5 separate regions of the Mus musculus genome follow, and all the other regions are linked to region 4. Evidence: chromatin loops called from intact Hi-C (ENCODE). Cell type or tissue: heart. All regions are shown on one strand. Each heading gives the region's core, and the rest is flanking DNA. Links, peaks and the distances in the headings are about the cores only.

Region 1 (5,818 bases), core at 911-4,910, 240 kb before region 4:
ACTGGTTGCCAAGGCTGCCAACCTGATTCCTTGCCTGGGTCCTATATGATGGGAGGAGAGACCTGACCTACCTTCCTTTCTTCCTTTGTCCCTTCCTTCCTTCCTCCCTTCAAGTTGTCCTCTGACCTATAGATGGCACTCCAGTACCGCCCCCATAATAATAAATCTATTATAAATGGCCTTCCCTTTATCCCATGGAGCATTTTAAGCTGCCTGTCGCTGCAGGGCTGGGATCTGGGTTATGTAAGAGCCCTGTCTTGGCTTCCTACAGTGCTCCTAGGCCCCTCTCCCAGCACAGGCTGCAGTGAATGAAAACAGGCAGTTGGTCCAAATCTGATTCACACCCATGACTTTCTCTTCAATCTCTTAGATCTGAACCCATAATCCTTTTAGGCCTAGGAACTGCATACAGCCTTGGAGAAGGGTTGAGCAAACTGTGCACTCTTCAGATCAACCAAGCCCAGAAATCCAGCTCACTTTGATGTGGGGAAGTCCTCCCCCTAGTGTGGGTCATGCTAATTTACACGGCCATGCTGGTGGGCTGTCGTGAATTGTGCCTGGCTAAGAGAGATCCAACCGCTTTGAGTATCAGTTTGCTCACCTGGAGAATGGAGACTGTAACAGGCATTTCAGAAGACATTATGGATAACCAAGCCTGATGGCCAGACCTGTCCCTCCAGCTACTCAAGAGATCCTGCCGGGACTAGAGTGGGTTTAAGGCCAGCCTGGTGGCATAGTTAGGTCTCATCTCTAAATAAAAACATACACAAAAACACTGGGGGTGTCACTTAGTGCTAGGGCCCTGCCTAGTAAGTCTGAGGCCCTAGGTTCCTTCCCCAGTATTGCTGGATGACCATGCCAGAAATTGCTTTCCGAAGTGCTGAGTTCGAGGATCACCATCTGACCTTGCTCACAAAGGCCGGAGACTAGAAACAACCCAAGTGGGCTGGTGAGATGGTGCAGCAGGAAGAGGCCCTTGCTGCCAAGCCAGCACTTGGGAGACAGAGGCAGGTAGGTCTCTGTGAGTTTGAGGCCAGCCTGGTCTACAGAGCTAGTTCTAGGACTACCAAGGCTACGCAGAGAAACCCTGTCTCAAAAAACCAAAACCACCACCACCAGCAGTAGCAACAACAAAATGATCCCGGGTAGATGTGGGTCAGTTTTCAGGATATATTGTTTTTATGTATTTGTGTATTGTTTGTTTGGGTTTCAGGCAACCCAGACTGGTCTAGAACCTGCTATGTACCTATGACAGATCTGACCGTCCTATCGCTACCCCCTGAGTTCTGGGATTGCAGGCATATGTGTCACCGCACCAGATTAACAAGGTATAGAACCCGGGTGCAGCATAGCACGTGTGCTTGTTCTTTCTAGTGTGGCTGTTAAATGCTCCTGGGAAGGAAGCAGGAGATGGTATGGGCTTCTGGAGGCCTGGCGGCAGATGCGAGCCTTGTTTCTCCTTTTAAGCTGAGTGTGGTAGTTTGAATGAGAACAGATCCTATAGGCTCACATATTTGAATGCTCGGTCCCCAGTTGGTGGAACTGTTTGGAAAAGATTAGGAAGTCTGTGACATGTGGAAACGTTAAGGGTTCTTTGGAAAATCAGTTGTGTTGGATAGTGTTTTGCTGGGACAAACATGTGAAGGAACGATTAGCTGAAGCAGACACAGGTGAAGGCTAAGGCAGATTTGTAAAGGAACATTTTGCTGAAGCAGAGACGGGAGAAAGGATGTTCTGCTAAAGCAAGCACGTGAAAGGACACGTGGTAGGGGCTGGAGAGGTGGCTCAGTGGTTAAGAGCACTGGCTGCTATTCCAGAGGTCCTGAGTTCAATTCCCAGCAACTACATGGTGGCTCACAACCATCTGTAATGGGAGCTGATGCCCTCTTCTGGGGTGTCTGAAGACAACTACAGTGTACTCATGTGCATAAAATAAATAAATAAATCTTTTTAAAAAATAGGTTTTGAAAATATTAAAGTTACAGGTGTGGCTTTGTGGGAGGGGTTGTGTCACAAGACATGGGGGTGTGGGCTTTGGGTTTCAAAAGCCCAGGCCAGGCCCAGTGTCTCTGTCTGCCTGCAGATCACCATGTAGCGGTCTCAGCTACTTCTCCAGCACCACGCTGTCTGCGTCCCACCATGACAATCATGGGCTAACCCTCTGCAACTGTAGGCCCCCAATCAAATTTTTTCCTTTCTAAGCTTTGGTCACGGTATCCCTTCACCAAAACAGAACAAGATAAACTGTGGGAGGCATTTTTTTAATCTTTGTAAACACGAAGCCGGGTGTGGTGGCACACGCCTTTAATCCCAGCACTGGGGAGGCAGAGGCAGGTGGATTTCTGAGTTCAAGGCCAGCCTGGTCTACAAAGTGAGTTCCAGGACAGCCAGGGCTATACAGAGAAACCCTGTCTCAAAAAAAAAAAAAAAAAAAAATGTGTGTTACATGGAGGCTGGGGAGAGGGTGTTATCCCCTGAGCTGGGGTTACACGTGGTTGTGAATCACCTAATGTGGATTTTGGAAATCGAACTCTGGTCCTTTGCAAAGACAGCAACCTCGTTTAACTGATGAGCCATCTCTTCAACCCCATGAAGTATTTTCAAATCTCATACATGACTTTATTTGGTTTTGGGTTTTGTCTATTTTGAGGTCAACGCTCCCGCTATTTACAAGCCCGGTTTTTGTTTCCTGCTAGGTTATTCTCTTAGTGGCCACCAGGGGGCAGAAAACACTCCTGATTTTTTTTTACACGTGGTGGCAGCATTGGCCCTTTAAAAGGTGGTGGCTGAGCACTGTGGCAGGACAGCAGACTTCATTGTTGACCTGGGGCCTGGGCTGGGGTGCACTTCAGGGATGGAGCCCAGGCCCCAGGTCTGATCTCTAACAACATTAAAAAAAAAAAAATGGCCCGGAGGTTGGGGCTTGCAAGGAGAAGCTGCCACTGTGAACTTCACCCCTGACCCCTAATTTGTAGAATTGTTTCACTAATATATAATTTACATGCTGTACAGCTTGCCCAATTAATATACAGAACGTTCTTTTTAAATATGGCAGCATTAAGTTTAAAATAGTATACCTTTAAACTATTTGTTTGTTTGTTTGTTTGAAACAAAGTCTTACTGTGTAGCACAGGCTAGACTAGAATTGACTTTGTAGCCCAGGTTGTTCCCAAACTCATGGCACTTGTATTACTCAGAGTCCTCTTGAGGAACAGAACCAAGAGAATGAAGCTGGGCTGTGGTGGCACATGCCTTTAATCCCAGCACGAGGGTCGGGGGAGGCAGAGGCAGGCAGACCTCTGTGAGTTCAAGGCCAGTCTGGTCTATAGAACGAGTTTCAAGACAACCAGGGCTACACACTGAGACCTTGTCTAGGAACACTACCCCCCTAAAAAAAATCTAATAGCATGAATATTTAAATAGGATTTATCGGATTGGTTTACAGGACAGGTCAGATGAGATTTTTCCAGGGAGTAGACACAGGTATGTATGTAGCCCAACAATGGGCGTCTGTATGCAGCCAAGCCCGAGAAGCATTGCGGCTCCACAAGGCTGGGTGCCACAGCTGTCCCAGAGAACTGGAGGATTCCTGGAGAGCTGCTGGTCTTCAGTCCACTTCAGAAGCCTGAAGAAGCTGATGTCAGCCAAGAAATGCAGCAGCAGCGGCCACAGCCACATAGCAGGTGACTCACCATGGAGACACCAAAGCAGTGAAAAAGGGTAAAGCCACCTCCCTCCGACCTCATTTACCAGGACCAGCACTGAAAGGGGCGGCCATGTTTAGGGCCGGTCTTCCTGCTGTTAAATAACAGGGTCAAGAAGGTCTCACACAGGTGTGCCCAGCAGCTTACTTCAATGTTGACTCCAGATCCAGCCAAGCTGACAATCAGGATTAACAGTGACAGCTGTCCCCCTGTCTCAGCCTCCAGTGTGCTGGCACCAGCCACAAAAGCCCTCAGAGCTAGCTTTCATTCTATCATTTAAAGTGCCCAATCCAGGGGCACTGTTTACAGCTACAGTGTGGACAGCCATCCCTGTCATCTATTTCCAAGCAGACGCTGAAGCCTGACTCCCCACTCTCCCCCTCCCCTCGCCAGGGCCCTGGGAATGTCTAATCCACTTCCTGTCTCCATGAATCGCCTATTGTAAACACGTTCCAGCTGGACTTGTTCTGTGGGAGCCCTTTTCCGTCGTCTTCCTGCTTTCGCTGGTTATGTTTTCAAGGGTTCTTCACGTGACAGCAGGTGCCAGTGCTAGGTACCTTTTCACGGCTGAATAATGTTCTACTGTGTGGATAAGTCTTGTGTCTCTGTCTTCCTTTGTTGATTGTTGACAGACGCAGGAATGTTTCAACCTTCTGCCCCTTGTGAATAGCGTTGCTGTGACCACTGTTGAACTCCTGTGGTGGTTCTTGTCTGTGATAGTAGCACCTGAAAGGCTAAGGCAGGAGGGTCAGGAGTTCAAGGCCAACCATAGATACATAAAGGTGAGCCAGGTATGGTGGAGCACACCTTTAATTTCAGCACTTTGGAGACAGAGGCAGGAGGCTCTCCATAAGTTCGAGACCATCCTGGTCTACTAAGTGAGGACCAGGACAGTCTGGACTATGTAAAGAGACTTTGTGTCAAAACAAACAAATAAATGTTCCATGTGAGTCTGGCCTCCAGGAGACCCTGTCTCAAAAGCAAGTCAACAAACAAACAACAACAAAACCAAAGCAAAACATGTGTCATCATCCGCCAGGAAATGCACTGAGACCCTCTCTAATGGTGAGGCCTCTTCCTCTTGGTTGGCTAAGGGCACAGGGTGAAGGAGACGGAGTGACCAGAAGATTCTAGAATTCTGCAGCAACAAGGGCAGGATAGTGGAACTTTAGCCTGTGAGATTTTAGTAGAGCAGGGACAGGTGACAGAGGGGAAAGATCCAAGATCCCCTGGATGCTGAGCCGGCAGGTGGCCACACCCACTCCCTCCCTTTGCAGCTGGGGAGAAAGTGGATTGTATTGCCAGGCATCCAGGGGAAACTACCAGCAATCCCTCCACCCCCTCAGCAATTGATGAGCATTTGACAGTAATATTCTACTGATACAGGGAAAGGCCTGTGACCAGTCATCCAAGGCCAGCCTATTAGCCAGGAACCACAGCACAACCTCCTACTAAGTGCCAGCCTTGGAAAGGAAAACCTACTGTGTGTGTGTGTGAGTATGTGTGTGACAGCTCTGTGAAGTAGAAAAAATTTTTTAAAGATTTATTTATTTATTTAATGTATGTGAGTACATTGTTACTGTCTTCAGACACATCAGAAGAGGGCATTGGATCCCATTACAGGTGGTTGTGAGCCACCATGTGGTTGCTGGGAATTGAACTCATGATTTCTGGAAGAGTAGTCAGTGCTCTTAACCTCTGAGCCATCTCTCCAGTCCCTGAAGTGGATACAGATACCTTCAAGCTGAGACATCTGTCCCTCCTGGTCTGCTGGGCAAAGCCATCAAGAAGCAGAGTCAGAGCTTCAAGTGGCACACGCCTTTGATCCCAGCACCCTGGAGGCAGAGGCAGGTGGATTTGTGTGAGATCGAGGCCAGAGTGAGCTCCAGAACAGCCAGGGCGACACAGAGAAACCCTGTTTTAGAGAAAAAAAAATTTTTTTTAAGCCTTTAAAACTGGTATTTTGGAGCCCAGTTCCTGTGCCCCACTGTGAAAAATGAGAACAGATCTCTGAAGTGGATACTTCCCAGAGAGCTGGACCTATTTACTTTAGGCTCCCTGGGCATCCTACAGACTTTGATTCATTCATTCACTCATTCTGTCTGTCTGTCTAT
Region 2 (5,818 bases), core at 1,271-5,270, 220 kb before region 4:
GGGATGTCCCTGAAGATTAAAGGCAAGATCCACAATGATGTGGACCGGTACGTAAGGTGTGGGATGGCTGAGAACTGGGACCCTCAAGGACTCAGGAAGGAGCGACTCTTTTTTGGTCTGCTCCTTACCACACCCCTGGGTGGCTCCTGCTAGGAGCAGCCTTTGCATCTAAGCTTTGGCTTAGGAACCTTCAGAATGTCAGGACTGAAACTCTGCTCTCTGCTCCTTGTCTCAATTGCCACCAAAGGGGCCCGAAGGAGAGGGATGGCGCTCTCTCTGCTCAGCCTGGCAGGTCTGGAGCCTGTGATGCTAACCAGAGGCAGCCACTAGGGGGCAGCAAAGGCCTCACTTGTTTCCTCTATCTGAGCACGAGCCACACCCCAACCCCACCCCTGCTGTTCAGTACCAGGCTGATAAAGTGTACAGCAGCATCTCCTGAGCCGAACCTCTTGCGGCGGTCGGTTAGGAAGGCGGCAGGCAGGCGCACAGGGTAGGAATTAGGAGAAACAGTCCTGCTTCCCCACCCAGGTCCCTCATTTGCAGAGATCCTTGGTCTGAGAGCCCCACCCCCCCTCCCCACCATGATGGAATCCCACACCCAGAACATCCTACTTACAAGGGCTCTGAATGTCCTACCCAGACTCCTCTAGCGATCCTGTTGAGCCATCTACCCCTGCCCATACCCCTGTGGTGACAGGCCTTCAACGGTCTCCCCCAGGACAGACAACTCTAACGCCTGAAGTGACTTCTGTCAACAGCCTCAGAGCCTATCCCAGGCAGAACTCTCACCAAATGCAAAGCCCGACACAGATCTCAATTACAACGTCTTCCCTGACTCTTCTAGCCTGTGGTCAACCAAAGCCCTAAGCCCTTCTCCCTGTCACTCCATACAGCTTCCTCATTAACCTGGGCCAGGGGAAAGAAACCCTCAACCTGCATTTTAACCCTCGCTTCGATGAATCCACCATTGTCTGTAACACCAGTGAAGGTGGCCGCTGGGGACAAGAGCAACGAGAAAATCACATGTGCTTCAGTCCAGGGTCAGAGGTCAAGGTGAGGTCAAAGGAGAACCCAACCAAGGCCCTCCAGCCCCAACCTGGGGAGCGCCACCAGGCACCTGTCAGGACCCTTCCCTGGCTCTCCTGATAAGCTTCCTCTCCCTGCAGATCACCATCACCTTCCAAGATAAAGACTTCAAGGTGACGTTGCCTGACGGACACCAGCTGACCTTCCCCAACAGGCTGGGCCACAACCAACTGCACTACTTGAGCATGGGTGGGCTCCAGATCTCCTCCTTCAAACTGGAGTGAGCGGCACCTCAGAAGACCTTAGCCCCCAGAACCAGCTTCAGCCAGCCCTCCAGCAAGCCCCCACCAGAACCACAGCCTTTAGGGTCTGTGCTTTTCCCCAAGGTCAAGGTCAAATAAAAGAATCCACATTTATTATTTCCACAGCAAGAACTGTTAGCATTTTCCACGCATGTTAATGCTCCCCCCCACCCCGGCTTTGGTACCGGGGGGGGGGGCAGGAAACTGAGGCACGGGGTATAGTACTGCTGAGAAGAGAGGATGGGAGGTGCTCCTGAGCCACCCTCTGCATGGGGACCTGTCTCCCTCCCGGTGATCTGAGCACCTGCCAAGCAGCCCCATGGGATTATGGGGCAGATACTGGTTCCTGGCACCTGGGGCCAGGGTGTTCCAGGAACTGCAGATAAGGGTCCCACCTGGGCTTCTTATCGTTGAACATTCCAGGCTGGTTACTCATTAGCTCGTCTGGCCCCCCTTCTCTCCTAGCTAGAGGGGGGGGCGCCAGAAGGGGGTCCTCAACTTTCCAAACTCTCAGGAGGAGAAAGCACAGGTCAGCCGTGGCCGGGCCTGCCTCCTTGGGCAGGCAGATCTTAACAGAGAAGCTTTAACAATCAGGTATGGGAGGCAGGTCTGGGGTACACAGAAGATTTGCTCCTGTGTCACGCCTGACCTTTCTCTGGGAACTGAGGAGGAGCCTGGAACCGCGCTACTGAGAACACAGTGGAGGCCTTCTGCGGTAGCTCTCAATGAGTAGGGGCAGCCAGTCCCACTCACAGACAATGGCCCTATGTGGTCCTTGCCCCAACCCCCACCCCACTAGGGAAGTGTCCTGGGGCACAAAGACCATACTGTCAGACCACAGGGGGTGGCGTAGGTTATAACTGAAGGGCTAGTGGGCCTAGGGACAGTGGAGGGAGCTGGGTCAGGTCAGCGGGGACCCATGCCTGCCTTGCATAGACCAGGAAGGATCTGGGGCAACTCCCGTTGACCACATCTTGTAGCTGTTAGGCAAATGAACTCAGCCCCTCTGTTCTGTGAGCCCCGAGGCTGACAGGACCTGGAGCCCATGGCCAGTCCCTTACACCTTGACCTCGTCATCTTCCTCAGCATCAGCAAACTCAAAGGCATTGACCTGCACCGAGGTGGGCACAGGAGCCCTGACACTGGCTGGAGGCGCGCTCCAGTCTTCATTCAGACTCTCCCAGGAGCCATGAACTTGGGGTAACACCCCTGCCAGCTCCCGCCGGGCATCCATCTCAGTGTAGTGGCGGCTGGCCCGGCTGGCCCCCCAGCTGGCCCGGCTGGCCCCCCAGCTGGCTCCATGCCTGTCAAAGGCCATGTTGGAGGGTACCTGGGGACCCTCTCCCACAGGACTGGGCTTTGCCTCAGCCGCAGGGCCCAACACAGAAGTTACCCCATTGGGGAAATGTCCACGGGATGGGGAGCTTGCCACCGCAGGGGCTGGAAGGCTTGTCACAGCAGAGGCTGGAAGGCTTGTCACAGCATCTAGAGTGGTTATCGCATGGGCTGGGGGTTTTGCAGTAGGGGCAGGGTTTGCTGCAGGAGCAGGGGGGTTGGCAGTAGGGACTGGAGTTTCAGCAGCTGGAGCTTCTGAAAGGCTCATGACCCCTAGCAGCTCACTGAGGAGTGAGGGCCCAAGGTCAAGGTCAAAACGGAAGGACAAGAGAGAGTCAGAGCGTCGGAGCTCAGGGTTAGGGGTAGGCTCAGAGGGGAAAGAACTTTGCTCTCGGTCTTGAGAATGGTCCGGGTCACGGTCACGGTCACGGTTGCTGTGCTTTTCCACGCGTGGCAGGCGTGAGATGGTGCAGAAGCCAGACTCCAGGCCTAGCAGAGAAATGGGGAGAAGGTCAGGGGTGGGGTCCCTAATCTGTTCTTGGAGACAAAGAGTCAGGAAAACCCTTGGTAAGCTGTACACACACAGACACACACACCTGCTGGCCTCCATTTTGCCTGCTTTTCTAATGTAAGGACCCCACAGCCTTCTATACTCTCTCTGTGAAACTAACCCTAACCTGAATCTTGACACTCAGTCCCTGGTGTGGACTGGGTCATGGTTCCTGGTTCTGATGCCGACTGATTGCTACAGGTAAACTCAAAGCACCTGAGGTGATCTGTAGATACAGGAAAGAGCCAGAAGCCAGGGCCAGAACAGAGAAATCACAGGCTGGCAGGACAGGCTTGTGTCTTCCAAAAGTTTACCTGCCCAACTCTCGCTTCCAGGACTCCCAGGCCTGACAGGTGATGGAGTTCCTTGTGCCTATAGTGGCAGCAAGACTGTAATGCATTACATGGCCACGAGGGGGCAGAAGTTACCCATGGTCCCCTGGTGAGTTGTCCTGCCAAAACCTCCGTGGCATTCACACCTGGGTCAACTTGCCAAGTTACAGGAGCCTTTGTTCAAATAACAGCTTCTGCCCCTGGCACCTGCTGCAAAGCAGCCCAGTGTGTGTGTGATTTCACTCTATCTTCGTTTTGTTTTGCATTTTGCGACAGGATCTCAGAATGTAGTAAGTAGCCCAGGCTATTCTGAAACTCACTATGCAGATCAGACTGGACTCATGACTTCATTGAATCTTTTTTTTTTTTTTTTTGAGACAGGGTTTCTCTTTATAGCCCTGGCTGTCCTGGAACTCACTTTGTAGACCAGGCTGGCCTCGAACTCAGAAATCCGCCTGCCTCTGCCTCCCGAGTGCTGGGATTAAAGGCGTGCACCACCATGCCCCGGCTGACTTCATTGAATCTTAACAATGAGACTAAGGGACCTTTATAGGTGAGGATTGGAGCTTGGGAGTCCATGTGCTTACTGCAGTCAGAGGAACAATGACTAGAAATCAGAGTGGGCTCAGAGCCTCGCCATGATAACCTCTGACACTGGTTAGGAGCCAGGAAGGGGAGGTCTAGCCACAGAGCAGCCCAGAGATGGGAAAAAGACTTGTGTGAGCCACAGAGAGAGTTAGAGAAATGTAAGCTGCAAACATCACTTCTACCTCAGCCTCTGTGTTATAAGGCCTAAGCAGGCTGGGATACCCCACCTCCCTAAGCCTACACCCTTCATCCTCAGCCTAGACTGGGGGCCCAACTTCCACTGGGAGATTAAACAGCTGTGGGGGAAGACTGATATGGAGGCTTGGCAGAATCTCTCTGGGCTGCCGTGACCCCAGTTCCTCACCGTAACCAGAGTGGCCATCTGTGGAGCTAGCCGGCGTGCTGTCAAAACTAAGCTTGCCCATCACCAGACTGTCATAGGTGGCCTGGTTGAGCTGAGGCAGGGAGATGGCGTTCTTGATGATGGGCGAGATGGGAGGCGGAGCAGGTGATGGTGCAGCCGGGGAAGCCATCCTTCGAGGTGGCACCCCGACTCTGCGAACCTGTTGGAGCTTCCTGGCCAGGAAACTTCGGGGTGAGCGGTGGGTGTTTCCAGAGCGGCCTCCGTGGTTGCTGAGGAAGGACGTATCTCCGAAGACATCCCCACCACGGCCTACGTGCATGGTGTGGCGGAAGTCCCCAAGTGGGGGGCTGATCATGTCTGCTGTCAGGCGTCTCTTTCCATGGGAACTGGACACCCATCCCACAGGAGACAGCTTGCCCAGGCTCATGGTGGGGGCTCCTGTGCCCCCCTGGGGACCGGGCATCAGCTTTGATTGCTTACAACTGCTAGTCCATGCCACCTTGGGGCCAGGGAAGATGGCAGGCTGGACTCAGGGATCCTTCTCAGCCCCTTCCTCTCAATGAAGATGGCGGAGCACAAGGCGACCCTTGACTTTACTAAGGCGCTGTCCCCAGTGCTGAGGCTGAGGGAGTCTGTGGGTTCTCTCTCTGCTTCTGGTCCTAGTGAGGCTGATCAAAGGTGGCAGGAGAAGGGCCTTAAAAGGATCCCTACCCTGGAGTGGAGACCTGGAAGGCCAGAAAGACAGCATTGTGGCATGTCAGCAGAAGAGGAAACCCCAGTCCAAACAGTAGCAACCGAGAGAACAAACAAGGCTGCCCAAGGACGCACAGGTCCTTGATTAGAACACACAAAGGAGCTGGGCGTGGTGGCGCACGCCTTTAATCCCAGCACTCAGGAGACAGAGGCAGGCGGATTTCTGAGTTCGAGGCCAGCCTGGTCTACAAAGTGAGTTCCAGGACAGCCAGGGCTATACAGAGAAACTCTGTCTCAAAAAAACCAAAAAAACCAAACAAACAAAAAAGAAGTTCAAAAAAGAGCTGGGAGTGTGTGTGTGTGACCGAATGAGGGAATGCTCACTGAGCATGTCTGAGGACCTGAGTTTCATTCCCCAATACCCACGTGGAAGTTGGCCATAGTTGCATGTGCCTGTGATTCCAGTGTTTTGGGGGGGAGGGGGAAGAACGGAGACAGGAGGATTATAGGTAGTCTAGCTTAAAAAAAAAAACAAAAACAAAAACCCACAAGTTTCAGGTTCAGTCAGCCACTCTGTCTCCAGGGACTAAGTGAGAGTGACAGAACAAGGCATCCAATGTCCTCCACT
Region 3 (5,818 bases), core at 1,094-5,093, 120 kb before region 4:
AAGCCCTGGGAATTGAACCCAAGAAAATTTTAAAGAAACCATCATACTGTTATCCAAAACAGCCACACAATTTATACTATCACCAGCAACGCACGGTGGTTTCCATTTTTTGATGTTGTTTTTGAGCCAGAATCATCTATAGCTCAGGCTGCCCTGAGACTTGGTATGTAGCTGAGGCTGGCCTTGAACTCCAGATCTGCCTGCCTTTACCTTCAGGCACTATGATTACACCCATTCCTCCACCATCTCTTCCACTCCTTTACCTGTCTTGGGGCTAGGCCCCATTCTTTTACACACCACCATGGTGTCCCTATCATCGTTCCTGGTTCTCTGTAGCCAGTTCTCTTCTGAGGACAGTTGGGTTATTTCCAATTACGTGCCTCTCAAACCGTGCTCCCGTGAGTTTTCCCGCACTGTGGATTTCAGGTGAGCACACTAGTGGGTAAGGTTCAAAGAGCGAGACCGAGAACCAATGAGAAAGCGTATCTGTGTCTGTGGTTCGGTGGTCACAGTCCAGCCACCCGCGGGCACAAATGTGCTGATTTTGAATCCCACTGGTCATGTAAGAGCAAGGCCCAGCTTCAAAGCTAAGCACATATGTTCTCCACAGAGTGCCAAGGATTTTGTCTCCCTCAGGGGACACAGATCTGACATTTCCCAATACCAATCAGAACCGGACTATCATCATATCCTGTGAGGGGACTTTGCCACTCAATTACACTTGTTCATAAAGTATAATTGCTATCGAATACCTTGCTATGAACAGAACTTAGTTCTGATATGGTGCTGCGGCAAAACTATTTCTGTTTTAAAACCCCCTCAAAGCTTTAAAAAGAAAGGCAGACTCAGGCTGGAGAGATGGCTCCGTGGTTAAGCACATTTGCTGCTCTTCCAAGGGCCCCAAGTATGCACATCAGGTGGCTCACAAACTCCCTGTAATTTCAGTTCCAGGGGACCCAACTCCTTCTGATCACTAAGGACTCTTGCACACACGCCACATATGTATTCATGCACACACAGCTACACATAAATACATTTAACATAAAATAAATTCATTTTGTTCTCAGTTCTCTCCCGAGGTCCAGCCACAAGACTCCATGACTGGAGTGTCCCTTTCTCTTATCAAAAGTGACTGACTTGATAATAGATCAGCTCCCATGCTACCTGCTGTCCTGACTCACATGCTCTGTCCTCCCTGTGGCTTTAAAGATACAAGAGGAAGTCTTCCTCCCAACCCTGCACAAAACTACACACTCTTCCAACTTTAATCAAGGAAGGAAGAAAATGCTTATGAGTGAATCAGGACCACCCTTACGAGAGATGCACAGGTTATAATCACATTTAACTACATTACACTAATACATGTTTGTAATTAGCCTCTCCTGGAAGGTTTTTTTCTCTCTCTCCCCCCAGGGAGAAAAGTCTTGTGAATGAACTAACTTATAAATAAACTTAGGCTGGCAGGTCCTCTGTGCTCTGCACAGCAGCTGATGTAATATTTATATCTGCTGGTAATAAAGACATATGCCAGGGGCTGGAGAGATGGCTCAGTGGTTAAGAACATTGGCTGCTCTTTCAGAGGATCAGGTTTGATTCCCAGCACCCACATGCTGGCTCGCAACCATTTGTGACCCCATTTCTAGGAGAAAGAGCACCCTATTCTGGCCTTTACAAGCAATGCACACAGGTTACACAGACATAATACATTCAGGCAATACACCCATGCACATAAAATAAATTAATAACAAAAGACATATTCCAGCCAGGGATAAGGTGGGGCACATGCCTAGGGCCCCAGCACTTGAAAGGCTGAGACAGGAGGATAACTATGAGTTCAAGGCCAGCCATGATTTGTCACAGGAGCTGAATCAATGTCAGTTCATGTCCCCGATTCTGCGAGAGGCTTTAGAGTCTCTTGTCATCAAGGCTCCTCCAGTGACAGCAGCTTCATTGTTTTAAAACTGAAACCAGGGCTGTTCTAAATTGGGTATCTGTGTCCTCAGAGGTTCATGTGACACACGTCTGCAACCTTCTGGGAATCAAGGACACAGACTTTCCCAAGTGACTCTGTAGGTCAGTCAGCCATGGACCACTCTGCTCTGTAAAGACATCAATAGTCTTCTGCAGCACACCTTTATCCATTCCCTGTTCCTTTGTTCATTCATTCATTCATTCATTCACTGACAGCATTTATGGGATTTCTCTGGGTGTTGTGTGTGTGTGTGCTTGCTATATTATCACAATGACCCTTTGTACATAAAATCTGTACTTTTAAATGCCAGCGACGTGGTTGGCCAGATACGTATGTCTAATATAGTCATAGAACAAGATTACTGTTCTCCCAAGATCACACTGTACCTCCAAGGCCATCCATCCCACCTCTGGAAAACAGTGGCTTTCCCTCCACTTGCCCATCCTACACTCCTGGTCCCTCCAATGGTCCTCGCTCCGCAGTGATTGCTTACCTTTGTCTTTTTGCTTGAGCCTACCTGGCATCCACCAGCTAGCCAGGTGTCTGCCACCCATAGCCCATTGCCACACTCCTGGATGCTGAAGTAGCTGTCCCAACAGTCTTCATGACCTATTGAAGCCCCTTCTCAGGACTTCATGAGTCCCCTCACCCTTCCAGGAAGTCTCAGCCTTATGTATGGACGGCTGGTGGGATCCACACGCTGCTGGAGTCTCAGTGTGCAGTACAGAGTATCACCAGCAGGGGGCACTCGTGCCACAGGCCTGGCTTCTCATCTAGGGCTTAAGCAAGATGGGCCCGAGGTTTGGAGGGGCCTTATGGCTTAAATAGACATAACTGGCATTAGAGTGGGCCCCTTTTACTCAAATTCTAGAACGTCCTTTCCAGTCCAGGGAAGAGAATTACACTATGTGTCTCTACAAGGCTCAACAAGTATGACCAGCTAGGGACACAGCCATCAATTAGAAGTGACAACAGCTTCACTATCTTGAAAGGCAGTGAATTCTAGGAAGATTGAAAGCAAGTGCTTTTCTGTCACTTGGTGAAGGGTAACGATGACACGTGTGCCGTGGTTACAGCTGACTGTGAGCACGGATCAATACCGAACCTACCCCCAGCTTTTCAGCTTCTCTTTCAGGGAGAGGGAAAGGCCAGAACACAGGGTCACAGGCTAGTTCAAAAGATGTGTCTCCTTGGGGCCTGGAGATACCCTGATCCCGTTCCATCTCGAGGCCAGTCAGGGCAGACTGGGGGTTCTGCAAGCCACTTGTGACCATCCCCTAGCCTTGGGTGAGAGATGGGACTGAAACCTTGCCCACCTTGCCTGCCTCTGGAAGGGCGTGGAAGCAGGAGGTTAGACAAAAGTGGGGGTGGAGGGGAGCCAGAAGGAAGCTTGCCTGGCTCCTCCTACTTGAGTCTGGGTGCAGTTGTAGTCTTTGAGCGCCTGCCTGGGCCTTCCTGAAATTGGGACTGGTGTGTGTGTGTGTGTGTGTGTGGGGGGGGGGCAGGCTCTGCCTCCATCTGTGAGGGTGGAGGAGGGGGGCGCCAGAGTCCAGGGCTGGGAGGTTTGGAGTCAGACACCTACTGTGTGTGGTCCCCCTACTTGGGGCTGGGAGGCTGCAGGACAATGGCAGGCTGTCCTGATACCCCAAGTCCTTATGGTCCAGGCTTCAGGGCAGGGAATAGAATGAAGGGATGAGATTTGGTGGATATTTGTGGAAGGCAGCAAGAGTAGGAGGGGGCACGTGGCTGGATTCATCTCACGGAGGCAGAAAGCTGGGAGCCTCAGGATGGTGTGCATAGCTAGGGGCAAGAATAAGTGTGCAGTTCCCCTCCGGGATAGTTTCTATGTGTGTGCCTGTGTGCATCCTCCTTAGATGTCTCTGTGTCTCTCTGGGATTGCCTTGCCTTTGGGGACACAAATTGGTGTGCACCTGTGTCTGATACACCACTCTTTGTGCATCTGTGTACATGAGTGCATGTGTACACCTGTGTTCGGTGTGTGACCCTGGTAACAGCTGGCTCTGCTGGCTTTGGCTTTCAGCCACAATAGGGTTTCCTTGCTGAGCCTTTGGGAGCCTAGACTTGGGGACAGAGGTGGCTAGAGCAGCTGGAGGCATGAGCCTGGCTATAGCCTAGATAGAGGCTTAAGTCCCTAGTGCTGGTGGCCAAGGGATTACACCCCCGCCCACCGTGTGTGTGTGTGTGTGTGTGTGTGTGTGTGTGTGTGTGTGTGTGTCTGACTGCACACACAGCCCTTGGTGGCTTCAGATTCCCCAGTACCTGGAGAGGATACACACACACACACACACACACACACACACACACACACACACGCGCGCGCGCGCGCGCGCGCTCAAAGCTCTCCTTCCTTTGCTTGCCCTGGTTCCTCTCCAGTCTGACCTGGATACGTGCATGTACTGTAGGATGTTGTATGGCTGCCCCCCTCCCCAGGCTCTCTGGATTGGATGGAGGAATTTCTGCCAGGGTCAGAGGGGAGATATTATGGGATGCAAGGAGCTGCCTCACGCAGGCTTCAGGATGAGACAAATTGGTAGAATTCTTGACCCTGTGTTTGACATACAAATTGCTGATCACAAACACACATTTCCACCTCCAAAACTAAGCAATAGGAAGGCCTTGGGCTGCTCTCCTTGATGTCAGCAAGCCACGCACGGGTTAATCATTATGAGAGCAGCTGGAGAGGGCAGCTCGGAATGTTCCAGCACCCTGGAGAAAATTTGGTTTCCTCCAAGAAACACCATAACACACCACGAAGCAGCAAGAATGGCTGATACTCTACAACCCCTCATACACCTGGTTGCTGCCAGAGATGCTCCCAGAATCCCACCCTGCCCATGTGTGCCCATTTTACAGAATGGGAAGGTAGAGAGGTGCTGGCCCAAGGGTCCTGGGAAGGAAGAAAGGAGGAGAGGGAGGGCCACAGCAAAGAACTGTTCAGCTGTGCTGTCCAACAGTGGATGGCAGAGTCAGGTGTTGATAACATCGGAACTTGGAGTCCTGCAGCCTGGGTTCAAATCCTCCTGTTCCCACTTCCTGGTGGGGTAGTCTCAGCATGTTGGGTTGTCATTCATTTTGGGTTGTCCAGCCCTGGGCCTGACTGCCCAGCAACTGCCTGAAATATCCCATTCTGAGCTCTACCTACTACCCGGAGGCAGACCTCCAGTTCTGCCTCCCAGCCTGGTCTTGCTTGTTCTCACCACGAAGCAGCAAGGATGGCTGATATCTTACAACCCCTCATACACCTGGTTGCTGCCAGGGATGCTCCCAGAATCTCACCCTGCCCATGTGTACCCATTTTACAGAATGGGAAGGTAGAGAGGGGCTGGCCCAAGGGTCTAGGGAAGGAAGAAAGGAGGAGAGGGAGGAGATTTCACGGGGCTCAAGGAGACAGAATCTGTAGGACCCTGGGTCCACAGCGTTAAGAACTCAGGGCACGCTGGGCGCTGGTAGTGCCTGTCTTTAATTTCAGCCCTTGGGAAGCAGATCTCTGTGAGTGTTCAGCCTGGTCTACCTTGTGAGTTCCAGGACAGCCTGGGTTACACAGAGAAACTCTGCCTTGAAAAACCACAAAGTGCACCCCCCAAATAACAAACCCAAAATAAATCAAATCAAATCAAATCAAATCAAATCAAATCAAATCAAATCATATCAAAACAAAACAAATGTCCTCAGGACAGCAGTAACCATGCCTTTACCCAAGTATGGGGCCTCCAGACTAGGGACTGTGCAACTCTGCCCAGGGCACAGGGCACGTTTTTATGCAGCCCCAACCCAGTCTCAGGGCCCAGCTACTACCTATGTCTGTCTATAGTCCCTGTTCCACCT
Region 4 (5,818 bases), core at 1,258-5,257:
CACAGGGTAGCATAAGACATGCCCTTCACTGCAAATGGTGTATGACATTATCTCTGGGAAGACAAGGACAAAGGTCCTACTCACCCTGATCGGGAGCCAATGACAGACCAAAGTATGGGTACCATCAAAATCTAGTCTATGATTTTTTGGGGGTGGGGGTGGTGGTTACTTACAGGACTGTGGGTGAAGAATTACTCACAGGAAAAGAAATGAATCAAAGACAGCTGCATCTCCAAAGTCCAACCCAGCATGGGTGACAGCTCACAAAAGCTGGGAACCTGGAGCACGCGGCAAAGCCAACAGGCAGCTATGGGCTCAGGCAGCTATGGGCTCAAGAGTGTCCTTTTCTGGTAGCGCAGTTGGTCTAAACCAGCGATTCTCATCTTGTGGGTCATGACCCCTTTGGGGGGTGTGTGTGCAATGACCCTTTCACAGATATTTACATTACAATTCATAACAGCAAAATTACAGTTATGAAGTAGCAACAAAAATAATTTGTGGTTGGGGATCATCAAAACACAAGGAGCTGTATTAAAGGGTTACAGCATTAGGATGGTAAACCACTGCTCTAAACCAATTCCAGGACACTCAGTCTCTGCCTCTTCTAGGCAACTTAGAGAATAGTCCATACTGCCTGATATATGCTAAGGAGAGCCCTAGAGAATGTGGTCAATTTCAGGGACTTCCTGAAGCTTTTGAGTTGTTTACTTCCCAGTGGAACCTTTCAGTTCCCTTCCCTCCAGGATGGAGTGTTTTCTTTCTCTCAGGGAATTGCTGCACAACAGCAAGGGGTTAAGGCTTATTTCTGCAAGGTGCCCTCCCCTGCTCTGACTGGTCCTGCAGGACATGGCAATCCCACACTACTAAGGTAGATGCAGACCACTCAATTTTATCCGCAGTGATAGCTAACTCTTTACACATGTGTAATGAGCTAGACAGGTTTGTAAATGCTGGCAATATCAGGTATACTAAAGGAAGTTTTGTGACTTTTTTCTTCTTCTCTGTTACACTGTCTAATTTTCTATAGAGAATATCTTATTATTTTTGGATGGTGGATGTTTTATTAAATCATTTCTTTGCAGTGGAGATGGGTCCTCTCTGGTCTGTATTAATTCAGGGAAAATCCTCAAGGGAGATGGAAAGAGATACATTGTAGCCTTTAGAGGTGGGACAAGCTGAGGAGGTTGTGGATCTGACCCTCAGTGGAAGGATCTGACCCCACTATGATAAGCAATCTGCTCCTAACTGAATGGGAGTGGTCCCGTCCCCCTGTGCGAGCTGCTGGGAGGAAGTGGTGACTTATGTTCAGAAGATGGAGGAATCTTCTGCCTTTGGGGGGGGCGGGGCGGGGTGTGTCTCTGTGTTGGTACCTTTACAATAGTGAACCTTTGTTTCCTCTGGAAGGAAGGAAGGGAGGAAGGGAGGAAGGCTGGCTGTTGTTACTGGCTGTGGTTAAACAGAACATGGGACGGAGTGTCTCAGAACCAGCTGCACAGCGCTCCCAGACTCCTCGAGGGCAGCCCCAGACTACCATGCTTCTGTACCAGAAGCTGAGCTGTAACCACACCATTGGGACAAGAGAAATGTTGGCATCTTTGGAAGAAGCTGGCTGGCACTCTGCGGCACAGGCCGAGGGCAGCAGGAGGAGAGCCGGGGATGCTGGCAGCTCGAGTGGCTGATATGTTTGGCATTTTGGGTTGTGGCATCCGTGCTGGCCCGGGTGGGCTGTGCTGTCTGTGTCTCGTGCGGAACACGGAGATGTCAAGAAATCAAGGGGAGGCTGAGTGTGGAGGCAGAGAGTTGGAACCCTAGAATCTCAGAGGCCGAGGAAGGGGTGCACCATGAGTTGATGCTAGCATGGGTTACAGAGTGAGACTCTGTCTCAGAAAATGAATCCCAGTATTCAAGGAGCTAAGGCAGGAGGACTACCCATGAGTTCTAGGCCAGCCTAGAACCGTGAAACCCCATTTCAAGCAACCAAACCTCCAAACAACTCTAAGAAAAAGAAAACGGAGGGATAACTGTGGAGTCATTAGTGGTAGAGTTGTTAAGGCTAGACCACTGCCGCTTTTAAGGTAAGAGAAGAGAGTGGCCAGGGACTTTGGAGACCCAGAGAAAGTCTACCTCTTCCTTTGGGCTATCCTGGGCTAGCAGCTCAGTTGGAGACTCTGGGACCTAAAGATTACAGCTGGGAAACCCCAGATTCCTGGGGCAGGAGGTGAGCTGACAAGGTTCAGAGACAGCAGGGCATCTGGCCCAGAGCCACACAGCTGGCCTTGAGGAAAGCCAGGATCTGAACTCAGGTCTGCAGTTACTTACAATATGCCACTGGGCCATGGCAGGGTGACCAAGAAAGGGAGACAGGACAGGAACAGGAAGGGGGGGCCAAGGGGGAAGGGGAGGGCCTCTCAGCTAGTTTAGCTGACCATCCCAATAGGGGATCTTGCACCATGTAGCTCCCTCCACTGACAGTGACCTGTTTATCCTGAGTCTGGCCTTGTACTAGGCTGTTGGCCACCACCTCCCCCACATACTTGCCAGTCCCCTGTGTCTCCCTTAATCCATCCTAATGGAGAGTCCCCAGAGAGGCTCTGGACACTGCCCACAGTATAAGACTGCACACCTGAAGGTAGGTCTTTCTGCTGATTTCCGTGTCCTGTTATTCTAAGGCAGCCACGAAACAGGGAAGTTCCCCAATGCCCCCCCAATCCATCAAACTGCTCCCCACTTCCCACATGTGTCCAGCTGCTTTCTGGGTTTCCCACACTTCCTAGAGCAGACCTTCAGGCTGGCATGTCTCCCCCAACCCCTCCCTGCTTTCTCTTTGCTCCTCTGTCAGTCACTGTGACCTCTAGCTTGCACACAGTTCATCCTGGGTCCCAGCGCCAGGCCTGCGACTTGGCACTGGAAAGCGGCTGCCTCCCCTTTCCCAGGTTCTGTGGAGTCTGGCTTCTCTCCTGGAGAGCAGTTGGGAGCTTTTCCTGGTAAAGAAAACATCACTCAGCTTCTGAGAGAAGCCAATGGGATGAGAGAAAGAGACAGGGCCTGGTTCATTGTGGGAGAGGATGTGGGTACAGAGAGGGCCAGCCACTGGACTAAGATCACACAGCAATTTGGAGAAAATCCAGGACTGGACCTATCTGTCTCTCTCTGAGGGGATCTTTCTTCAGTCATTCTGGGTGAGGTCAGCTACTGCCTGGGCCTTGTAGGCCGGAGTGGCTGTTTCCTATGACTGTGGAGGAGGGGCTTGGCAGTGCCCTGGTAGGAGGAGGGGCTTGGCAGTGCCCTGGTAGGAGGAGGTTTTTGCCTTTGGCTCTTTGATGCTCATTCTCTCGAACCCCTGGGGAATGCCTGAGTCATCGCTGAGCGGCAAACATATTTAGCTCCTTTCATCGTCCCTAATAAATCAACTTCTCCAGGTCTCTCATACCAGCCTCCAGCTCCAGGCTGCCTGCCCCCGTGTCCTGTCGCCTGACATCTGGGCACTACAGAGACTTCCAGCCCCCGGTTCCTGGCAGTGGTCCTCTTGCTGTTTCCTCTCTCTCCCCAGGCATTCTGGGCCAGGCCAGGCCTCCTCCTCGTGCTGGGCTGGCCTCCGTTCAACAGCTGCGGTCCTGAAGCCTTTCAGAGCTCCCTGCGACTAGGAGCTGCCCGGCATGGCAGCAGGGATGAGCCACCCCTTAGCCCTGACCCTGGCGATCACCACAGCATCCTCTTGGCCCACCAGGGCTTGTGTTGGAGCCCGGGGAATTTCTCCGAATACCTTACCTCATCTTGTCTCGTATGGGTCATGTGGGTGCATGTGAGTGTGTGTAAGTGTACATGTGCACATGTATAAATGTCTCAGCATATACAGAGGTCAGAGGACAACTGTCAAGGGTCGCTTCTGTCCTACCTAGTGGGTCCTCAGGATCTAACCTCAGGTTTGGTGCCAGGTGCCTTTATCCATTAAGCTTTCTTGCTGGCCCCACTGGCCTAAGTATTTCAAATATACCTAGTTATTCCCATTTTACAGATGGGCAGCCTGAGGCACCGAGAAAATTACTTAAGACATGGAAGAGAGCGAGCCCTTGTACCCAGGCCTTCTGGGAGGCTATCTATCATTGCTGCTCCTCCACAGGAGTAAGTGGCAACGGGAGACCTGCTTGTCACCCCTCCCACCACTCCAGCCTAGGGAAGAGTCTGTGCTGAGCCCATTCCTGAGACATTGTTGTCTGTAGACAACTCCATTAAAGGTTAGTGCCATTAAAAGAGTTCTCAGGGAGGAAGATGCAATCCAAACAGGGAGCAGCCTGTTCCGTGGTGCATAGCCAGAAAGAAGGCGGGAGAGGCAGATGTGTGTGGTCTCTGTAAGGGAAGAAGAGGCCCCTAAAGGGCTGCTCAAGGCCACAGGCCCTAATCCCGCATCCATGATCCCCTCACCAGGTTCTGGTCAGGGGTTCAGGCTCTGTCCTTCCAGCGGCAGAAGAAAGTTCATCTGTGTGTGGTGAGCGCTGCCTGCTGGCCAGATGTAGCACTGCACTTTAGCAGACATGGGTTAAAACCACCCCTGGGGAGCTCTTAAACAGAGTAGGAGAGACCTCCTACTGTTCTGGTGTGGTGTGGTCCTGGGCCTTCTCTGTCCCTAGAAATACTTGTCCTTTGGGTTTCACAGTTTCAGGGTCCCCAGGGTCTGGAACCTATTGATGCTGTGCTGAGGCCTCAAGGTTTTTTGTTTTTTGTTTTGTTTTTGTTTCTGTTTTTCAAATCAGGTAATTTCAGCCAACTAACAATTATTTTGAACCCATTGTGTGCAGTTGCTTAGTAAGTGCACAGACAGACTTGCATGGATCTCACAGTCTGGCAGGATGAGGTGACTCTGAAACACAGGCCTGGCTGTCTAGCCTAGACACCCTCCTCCTGGATTCATCTGCCCAGCCCAGGCCTTCACTATCCCCTGTGCACGCCAGTCTGCACTGGTTCTGCACTGAGGATTTGCGTTTGACACAGTCTCACTCTGTAGCCCAGGCTATCCTTGAACTCACAGAGATCCAGCTGCCTCTGCCTCCCAAATGCTGGGATTCAAGGCGTGTGTCACCATACTCTGCGTGCTATTTTTGAAGATTATTATTATTTACATGCATGTGTACGTGAATGTGTGATGTGAGTGTATGTGTATGTGCATGTGTGTATGCATGTATGTGCATGTGTATGTGTGAGTGTGTACACATGTGGATGTTTGCATGTATGTGTGTGCATGTGTGTGTGTGTGTGCATGTGTGTGTGTGTGCACATGAGTGTGTTCACTGTGTGTCTGTGGAGGCCAGAAGAAGATGTTGGTTCTCCAGAGTTACAGGTGGTATGAGCTAAGTGGGTGCTGGAAACCAAATCTGAGTCGTCTGGGAAGACAGCAAGTACGCTTAGCTGGTGAGTCATCTCTCCAGCCTCCAGCCTTGGATGTCACAGGGGTCTTTGGGATCCCTGGCTCTGTTGCAAAGACCTTGGCACACTGTAAGCACTCAATACACAGAACAACAGAAGGAAAATATGGGCAAGTTGAGCTAGTTCAGCCAAAAGCATCTTCAAGGAGGGTCCTGATAGTGAGATTTTAGGCTGGAGCCTGAGTGGAGGGCCAGAGGAGAGCACTGGATCATGAGCCCAGGTGGCAGGGATTCTGCCTTGGCCTGCCAGTGCCTGGAACAGAGCCTGGCATAGCTGGGACGCTTTATAAACATCTGTTTGAAGACAGCCGGCAAAGCTTATACAATCCTTCCCCACGCTGGTCCCTGAGCCAGCCTGTGCTTGCATCCCTCCAGAGGTGGTAGGATCACTACCTACT
Region 5 (5,818 bases), core at 754-4,753, 96 kb before region 4:
CAGAACCTGAGCAGCAAGCTTGTTTTCGGTTTTGCTGATTTTAGCTACCGAGTTGAGGGGTAATCCATCACACAACAGGTGACAGATGTGGCAACAGAGGCAGGGTTTCCTGAAGGAAGGGAGGGCATAGAAAGTAGGGGAGGTGGTCTTAGCCTCCAGTGGGAGGCTTCCATCTCCATCCTCTTCCTCCTGACAGTTCCTCACTTGTCCTCCTAGTGACTCTCTTCAGCCCACCTTCAAGGTCTCTCATCCTTCTTAGGACCCAGAAGTATTTGACCTCAGATCAAGGCAGAAGGCCCAGAGAAGGCAGAGGAACCTGGCTTTCAGCCTTGCTTCCTGGACCTACTGTAGTGTCCAGGAAAACAAGAAGGCTGCCACCTGAGGACCCCTTGCTGAGAAGGCATTTCTGTCCCCTGTCCTTACCTCCTCCTGTTCCATGCCTCTTGGGATATCCATTTTGGGCACAGGACAGGGTATTCTCCTAAACTCACGTGTGCCCTCTGGACTGCCTCTCATTTTGTCTCTCCCCTGCAGTGGGTCAAGCAGTCTGTCCCAGCCCCAGAGGCCCAACAGGAGTGTGGCTCCTTATAGCTCTGTGCATGTATCTGTGATTTGAGAATTGCTTAGCCTAATTTCCTAGCGCCAACCCAAAATGTCACACAGATCGAATGAAAGAAAATCAACATGTATGTGAAGGATGCATCTGGTGGCTACTCAGCTGAGTGTGTGCCCGGCACCCCCATACATCTCTCTACGCTGCTCTCCAAGCTCCAGACAGAAGACCTTCTGGGGAGAAACATCCTGATGATATGGGGTCATTGGCGTGTGAGTCACATTTGTTCAACTCAGGAACAGAGGTCACTTTGTTGGTGGGCTGTGGGGACCACTCATCAGTGCTGTGAGAAGACCCCAAGGTGGGTGAAGGTCTGGAGTGTAATACAGGGCTCCAGGCAGTTGGAAGTGCCCGCCATGTTACCTTGGACATTGGGATTCTGGGACGGTTCCTATACAGCTGTTCCTTTGGCCCACACATCAGTCCACCTGTGAGCTGTTAGCTCAGCTTCAGGGAGGGGCACTTTGATTCAGTGCGGAGAGAAGAAATTGGGTGTTATGGAAAGAGGGAGAGAGAGACAAACGTCCCCAGATGATCCTGTGAGTGCTTCAGGCAGCTGATGCCAGTCACTTGGCATCTTTCTAAGACCACATCTGCATCCTTGCCCGGGCTGCAGGCCACCTCTGGAGGGCTTAAACAGATGAGAGAGAAAGAGGAGTCTGTTACAGGGGACCAGGTGACAAATGGAAAGGCCTGGCCTGTACCTGGGATGTGCTCATGCCCACTTCTGCCTCACCCCACACCCCTGGCCTGGGTCTTGAGGTTGAACTATTCCCAGTTTTCTGAGAAATTTCCAAAGTGGTTGTACAAGTTTACTCTCCAGCCAGCAATGGAGGAGGGTCCCCCCCCTGTTCCACATTATCGACAACATGTGCTATCCCTTGAGTTTTTGATCTTAGCGGTTCTGACGGGTGTAAGATGGAATCTCGGAGTCGTTTTTATTTGAATTTCCCTGATGACTAAGGAGTTTGAACATTTCCTTTTTGCTTCTCTGGCATTTGAGATTCCTCTGCTGCGAATTCTCTGTTTAGCACTGTACCCCATTTTTAAATAGGGTTATTTGTGTTGTTGGTGTCTACCTTCTTGAGTTCTTTATAAATTTTGGATATTAGCTCTTTGTAGGGCTAGATGTAGGGTTGGTGAAGATCCTTTCCCAGTCTGCAGGCTGCCGTTTTGTCCTTTGCCTTACAGAAGCTTTTCAGTTTCATGAGGTCCCATGTATCAATTGTTGATCTGAGAGCCCGAGCCACTAGTGTTCTGTTCAGGAAGTTGTCTCCTGTACCAGTGAGTTCAAGGCTCTTCCCCACTTTCTTCTCTATTAGATTTACTGTGTCTGGTTTTATGTTGAGGTTCTTGATCCACTGGGACCTGTGTTTTGTTCAGGGTGATAGATAAGGATCTATTTGCAGTATTCTGCATGCAGACATCAGGTAGACCAGCACCATTTGTTGAAGACACTTTCTTTCTTTTCTTTTTTTTTTTTCTGTTGTATAGTCTTGCTATCTTTGTGGAAAAAAATCAAGTATCCAGAGGTGTGTGGATTTCTAATTAGCCTGTGTTCCCATACTGACACCATGCAGTTTTTATGACTACTGCTCTGTAGTCCAGCTGGAGGTCAGGGATGGTGCTACCTCCAGGAGTTCTTTTATTGTTCTCGGTTGTTTTTAGCTATCCTGGGTTTTTAGTTTTTCCACATGAAGTTGAGAATTTGCTCTGACAAGGTCTGTTAAGAAATGTGTTGGAATTGTTATGGAAATTGCATTGAATCTGTCAAGTCCCGGTGTTCACACTCATACCAAGCTCTTTCTCTGGGTCTTTTTGACCAGGAGGCTGCTATGTACCCAAGTTTTTTGCTAACACGGTAGCCACAAGCCATACGTGGCCACTTAAGTCTAAATCAATCAAAATAAAAAAGATAAGTGCACCCGGCAGTTGTAGAAGCCACGGTTTTAACCACACAATAGCCACAAGAGGTTAGTGACTCCTTAAATCATTTCCGCTGTGGTGGAAAGTTACATTGGACAGTGCTTGTGTAGAGAAGGCCCAATCAAGGAACCAGATGGTGTAGTCAACAATGACACCACCTCAGCCCCGGCCAATGTCATCATCTGTGTGGTGCAACAACGGAGCTCAGAGAGGGAAACTGGCAACAGCTTATCTCTACCCTGCAAGGGCCAGCCTTCAAAGCTGGAATGTGGGAACCATGGAAGCTCAAAACTACCGCTGAGTGAGTCTAGCCAGCTTTGCAGGCCCCAGGAGAAAAGAGAAGGCACCAGTAAGGAAGTGCGACCTTAACCATTTCTTACAGGCGGGAAACTGAGGCTGGGGGTGGGGGTGGGGCAAGGTGTGACTCTCACTCTGGCTGATGACCGGGACACTCATACAGATGAATCAGAGATGTTACTTTGCAATTCTATGCCTGGTGCTTCCCAGAGTCAGTGCTCAATGTCTTGGACCAGGGCTGGATTTAGTAGGCCTCTGCCAGCGCCCACCTCAGCACACGCGAGCCACAGGGAGTTTTCTGCAGTCGCGCATTTGATCCGCTAGAGGGCGCAGGGGCAGCCGTCTCTTCAACAGAAGCGAGCTTGGCGGAGGTGGGATCGGGAGATGGTGGGGTGGGGGATGGTAGGGGCGGGGGTGGGGTGTGTGCTACTGGAGCTGGACCCACCTCGGTGCCTAGCCTCGGTTAGGGAACCCTGAGTTCTTATGGTCCCTCTTCGGGGAAGGGGATTAGGTTAGTAGACAGAGGCAGCATAAGGTTTCATTGGGTCTGCAAAGAAGATCTGAAGGATGGGTAGGAAGAAATGCGCCTGCCACTCAAAAAGGTACAGGTCGGGAGGCTTAGAGGTGAGACACCCCACAGTCTCTCTAAATTGTGACATAACAGGTGGCCTGGGTCTCAGCGCTTATCTACCCTTCTGGTCCTATCCTGGGCTACTTTCCTGTCCTCGGATGACAAGAGCGAGGCGATTTTGTACAGCATTTCTTTCTGCTCTAGTGCTACCCAACTCCACGGGTCCCTCTGTACTAAGTACACCAGGATGCTTTCCGCCTCTGTGACTTTGCACATGTCGTTCCCGCAGTCTGGGATACCCTTCTCCACTTCCTTCAGCTGAGCAACTCCTACCCATCAGCTCCCATTCATCTGTCCAGACTCAGCCCAGGCCTGTTAGGAGTTCCAGCAGCCGGGCTGAGTCGCTGTGCACCACCTGAGGACAGGCTCTGGTGAATGCGGCCCGGAAAAGTGATTGCGAAGCACAAAGTCTGGCGGCGGCAGAGCTCAACTGTCTGGGTTGGCGGGTCACAACGGCTGGAGGAGACTCCTGACATCAGCCCAGACTCCCACCAGCTGCTTGTGTGCCCAGCTTCGGGTGCAGAGCCTCAACTACCGCTGCCTTGCAGGGAGACTCCCTTGCAGGTGGTGGTGGTGGTGGTGATGGTGGTGGTGTCTGTGTTTGAAGCGGAGCTTAAGCTGTGGCCAGGAAGGCCTTAGGAAGTTTCTCTTTGTGGCCACAGAGCCCAATATGCTCCCGGGGATGGGGTAAGGCAGCGAGGGGTAGCCAAATGCCTTGGTTTGGAGGCAGGGAGAATTGGGAGACTCCACGGACTCGGACTCGCTGTATAAACTTTGGGCAAGCACTCTGCTCACCCGCCTCAGCTGTCCCGCCTGCAAAATGGGAACGCAGCAGCTCCACCGCAGTGCTCTCCAGTGGTTACACGCGGAACACCGGGTCAGGGCGCAGGCGGAAAGGGGTGCTCGGGCATGGGAAGGGGGGAAGCGGGGTTGGGGATGAGATTGTCCTCGAGCAGGGCGCTGCACCCGGGGCAACTTTGCCTCCAGCTGTTGAATGAGCTGGAGGAGGCGGTGGTGGGGTGAACTGAGACATAGCCCGGAGAGAGGTGGCCGAGGTGGGGCGGGGCCGGGGGGCGCGCTCGGCGGGTGCCCGGGGCTTGGCGGTCCGCGGTGCAGCCACCTCACAGGGCGCTGCAGCTGCAGTAGCGCCAGAGCCCAGCGCGGCCCCCGCCCCGTGGCGTGTGTCTGGGAGCGCGCTTGTGGCCGTGGAAGCAGACGGCGGAGGGGCGGGAGGGTCTGCAGCGGAGAGAGGCCTGTGAAGGGATCTGGCTACAGAGCCGGACGGACCGACAGACGCAGTGATCGCCAGCCCCTGAGGTCCTCCGCCCAGCACCCGGGCCCTCTGCGGGCAGCAGCCCTACGCGGCGGGAGGCGGGGGTGGCAGTGTCTGCGCGCACACGCACGCTCACAGACACACACGCCCGGGCCACGCCACAGACACACGACACGCACAGAGCCACGGCCGGCCGCCGCGCACACTCGCACCCGCGCTCACGCTCGCTCTCCGGCGCAGGCCCCGCAGCAGCCGCTGCCGGGAGGTGGTGGCATCCCGCTCGGATCCCAGTCAGGACTGGAGGTGAGTGGATTCCTCCGGATCCGAGTGCTGCAGGCGGCTGGCGGGGACCCCGGGAATCCAGGCTGAGCTGAGGGCTCCCTGGCCGCCAGCGGGGGTGGGGCTTGGAAAGGGACCTGGGAGGGGAGGATGAGGCAGGGAGAGCCACTCTTCTTGGTTCTTCTTGGTCTGGGGATCCCCCATAAGACCCCCAAGGGACCACCCTGCGCAAGGTGGTGGGGGAGAGGCTGGGCGGAGGCGTGGTGGGAGGGCAGGGAGGACGAGCGTCGAGGTGAACATTTTCGCGGTGGTGATGCAGAAGCTTGAGCAGGGTTTTGCTAGCCAGTACCACGCCGCACCTCTCTGGCCCCCATTTTGGCGAACCAGAGCTCCGGCCCGCTTTTCACTGAGTCGTGGCGGGTCAAGGAATTCATCTCACTGGTAAGGGGGGCTTCACAGGGTGGCTAGATCTCTAGCCCAGGGGGAAGGGACCGGCTTTCGACTTGCCCCCTATCTCTCAGGGGCACTGTGAATGTAGTAGGGGGACCAGAGTTAGGGTATGCTGGGACCCTTGCAAGGACTTGGATTTTTTTCCCCTCGGCAGGGCTGGTGTGGGACAGAAGCACCAGCATAAACGGACAGACTGCAGCTCTGACTGAGCCCCACCATTGCCTAGTGGTGTGTGTGTGTGTGTGTGTGTGTGTGTGTACTGCTACTGGCTAGGAGGGGGTAGAGGGTGGGTGTGTTGGCTGGTGGGGTGGTATATGCATGTGGAAAGGATGTGTATTGACTCAGGATA

What was found. Peaks named below come from ENCODE experiments on the same cell type or tissue, not always from the same donor. Only the 100,000 strongest peaks of a DNase experiment are listed, where the experiment ranks them.
Region 1: it touches region 4 in a loop (4-fold over the local background); 14 of 42 quality-filtered maps call a loop at or near these places.
Region 2: it touches region 4 in a loop (2.2-fold over the local background); 19 of 42 quality-filtered maps call a loop at or near these places.
Region 3: a loop joins it to region 4, with 10 times the contacts of the local background. A loop is called at or near these places in 34 of 42 quality-filtered maps.
Region 5: it touches region 4 in a loop (6-fold over the local background); 27 of 42 quality-filtered maps call a loop at or near these places.

What each region holds. Positions count from the first base shown.
Region 1 is chr15:78,866,898-78,872,715 of GRCm38, reverse strand. Gm26634 (predicted gene, 26634) reads left to right here and starts at 3,454. Exons shown (of 3, transcript NR_168060.1): 1 at 3,454-3,720. In heart, for the core only: a CTCF peak has its summit at 2,710 (motif pointing right); DNase peaks (open chromatin) are centred at 2,765 and 4,115; H3K27ac peaks cover 1,630 bases.
Region 2 is chr15:78,846,499-78,852,316 of GRCm38, reverse strand. Cdc42ep1 (CDC42 effector protein (Rho GTPase binding) 1) reads right to left here. Exons shown (of 3, transcript NM_027219.3): 2 at 4,498-5,222; 3 at 1,415-3,152. The coding sequence starts at 4,960. The coding sequence ends at 2,386. Lgals2 (lectin, galactose-binding, soluble 2) reads left to right here. Exons shown (of 4, transcript NM_025622.3): 2 at 1-47; 3 at 894-1,053; 4 at 1,167-1,457. The coding sequence ends at 1,310. Among named protein-coding and RNA genes, the nearest start is that of Lgals2, 6.1 kb to the left of the region's middle. In heart, for the core only: a CTCF peak has its summit at 3,616 (motif pointing right); DNase peaks (open chromatin) are centred at 1,685, 2,116, 2,416, 3,626 and 2 weaker places; H3K27ac peaks cover 1,657 bases.
Region 3 is chr15:78,741,331-78,747,148 of GRCm38, reverse strand. No RefSeq gene overlaps it. Among named protein-coding and RNA genes, the nearest start is that of Elfn2, 25 kb to the right of the region's middle. In heart, for the core only: no CTCF peak of the experiment used is centred there; a DNase peak (open chromatin) is centred at 2,708; H3K27me3 peaks cover 2,052 bases.
Region 4 is chr15:78,622,296-78,628,113 of GRCm38, reverse strand. Gm52187 (a long non-coding RNA gene) reads left to right here. Exons shown (of 2, transcript XR_003951539.1): 2 at 1-1,086. Among named protein-coding and RNA genes, the nearest start is that of Gm52187, 4.0 kb to the left of the region's middle. In heart, for the core only: no CTCF peak of the experiment used is centred there; DNase peaks (open chromatin) are centred at 3,263 and 4,493; H3K27me3 peaks cover 880 bases.
Region 5 is chr15:78,717,629-78,723,446 of GRCm38, reverse strand. Elfn2 (leucine rich repeat and fibronectin type III, extracellular 2) reads left to right here and starts at 4,676. Exons shown (of 2, transcript NM_001358692.1): 1 at 4,676-5,043. In heart, for the core only: a CTCF peak has its summit at 3,145 (motif pointing right); DNase peaks (open chromatin) are centred at 2,736 and 3,156; H3K4me3 peaks cover 1,017 bases; H3K27me3 peaks cover 2,866 bases.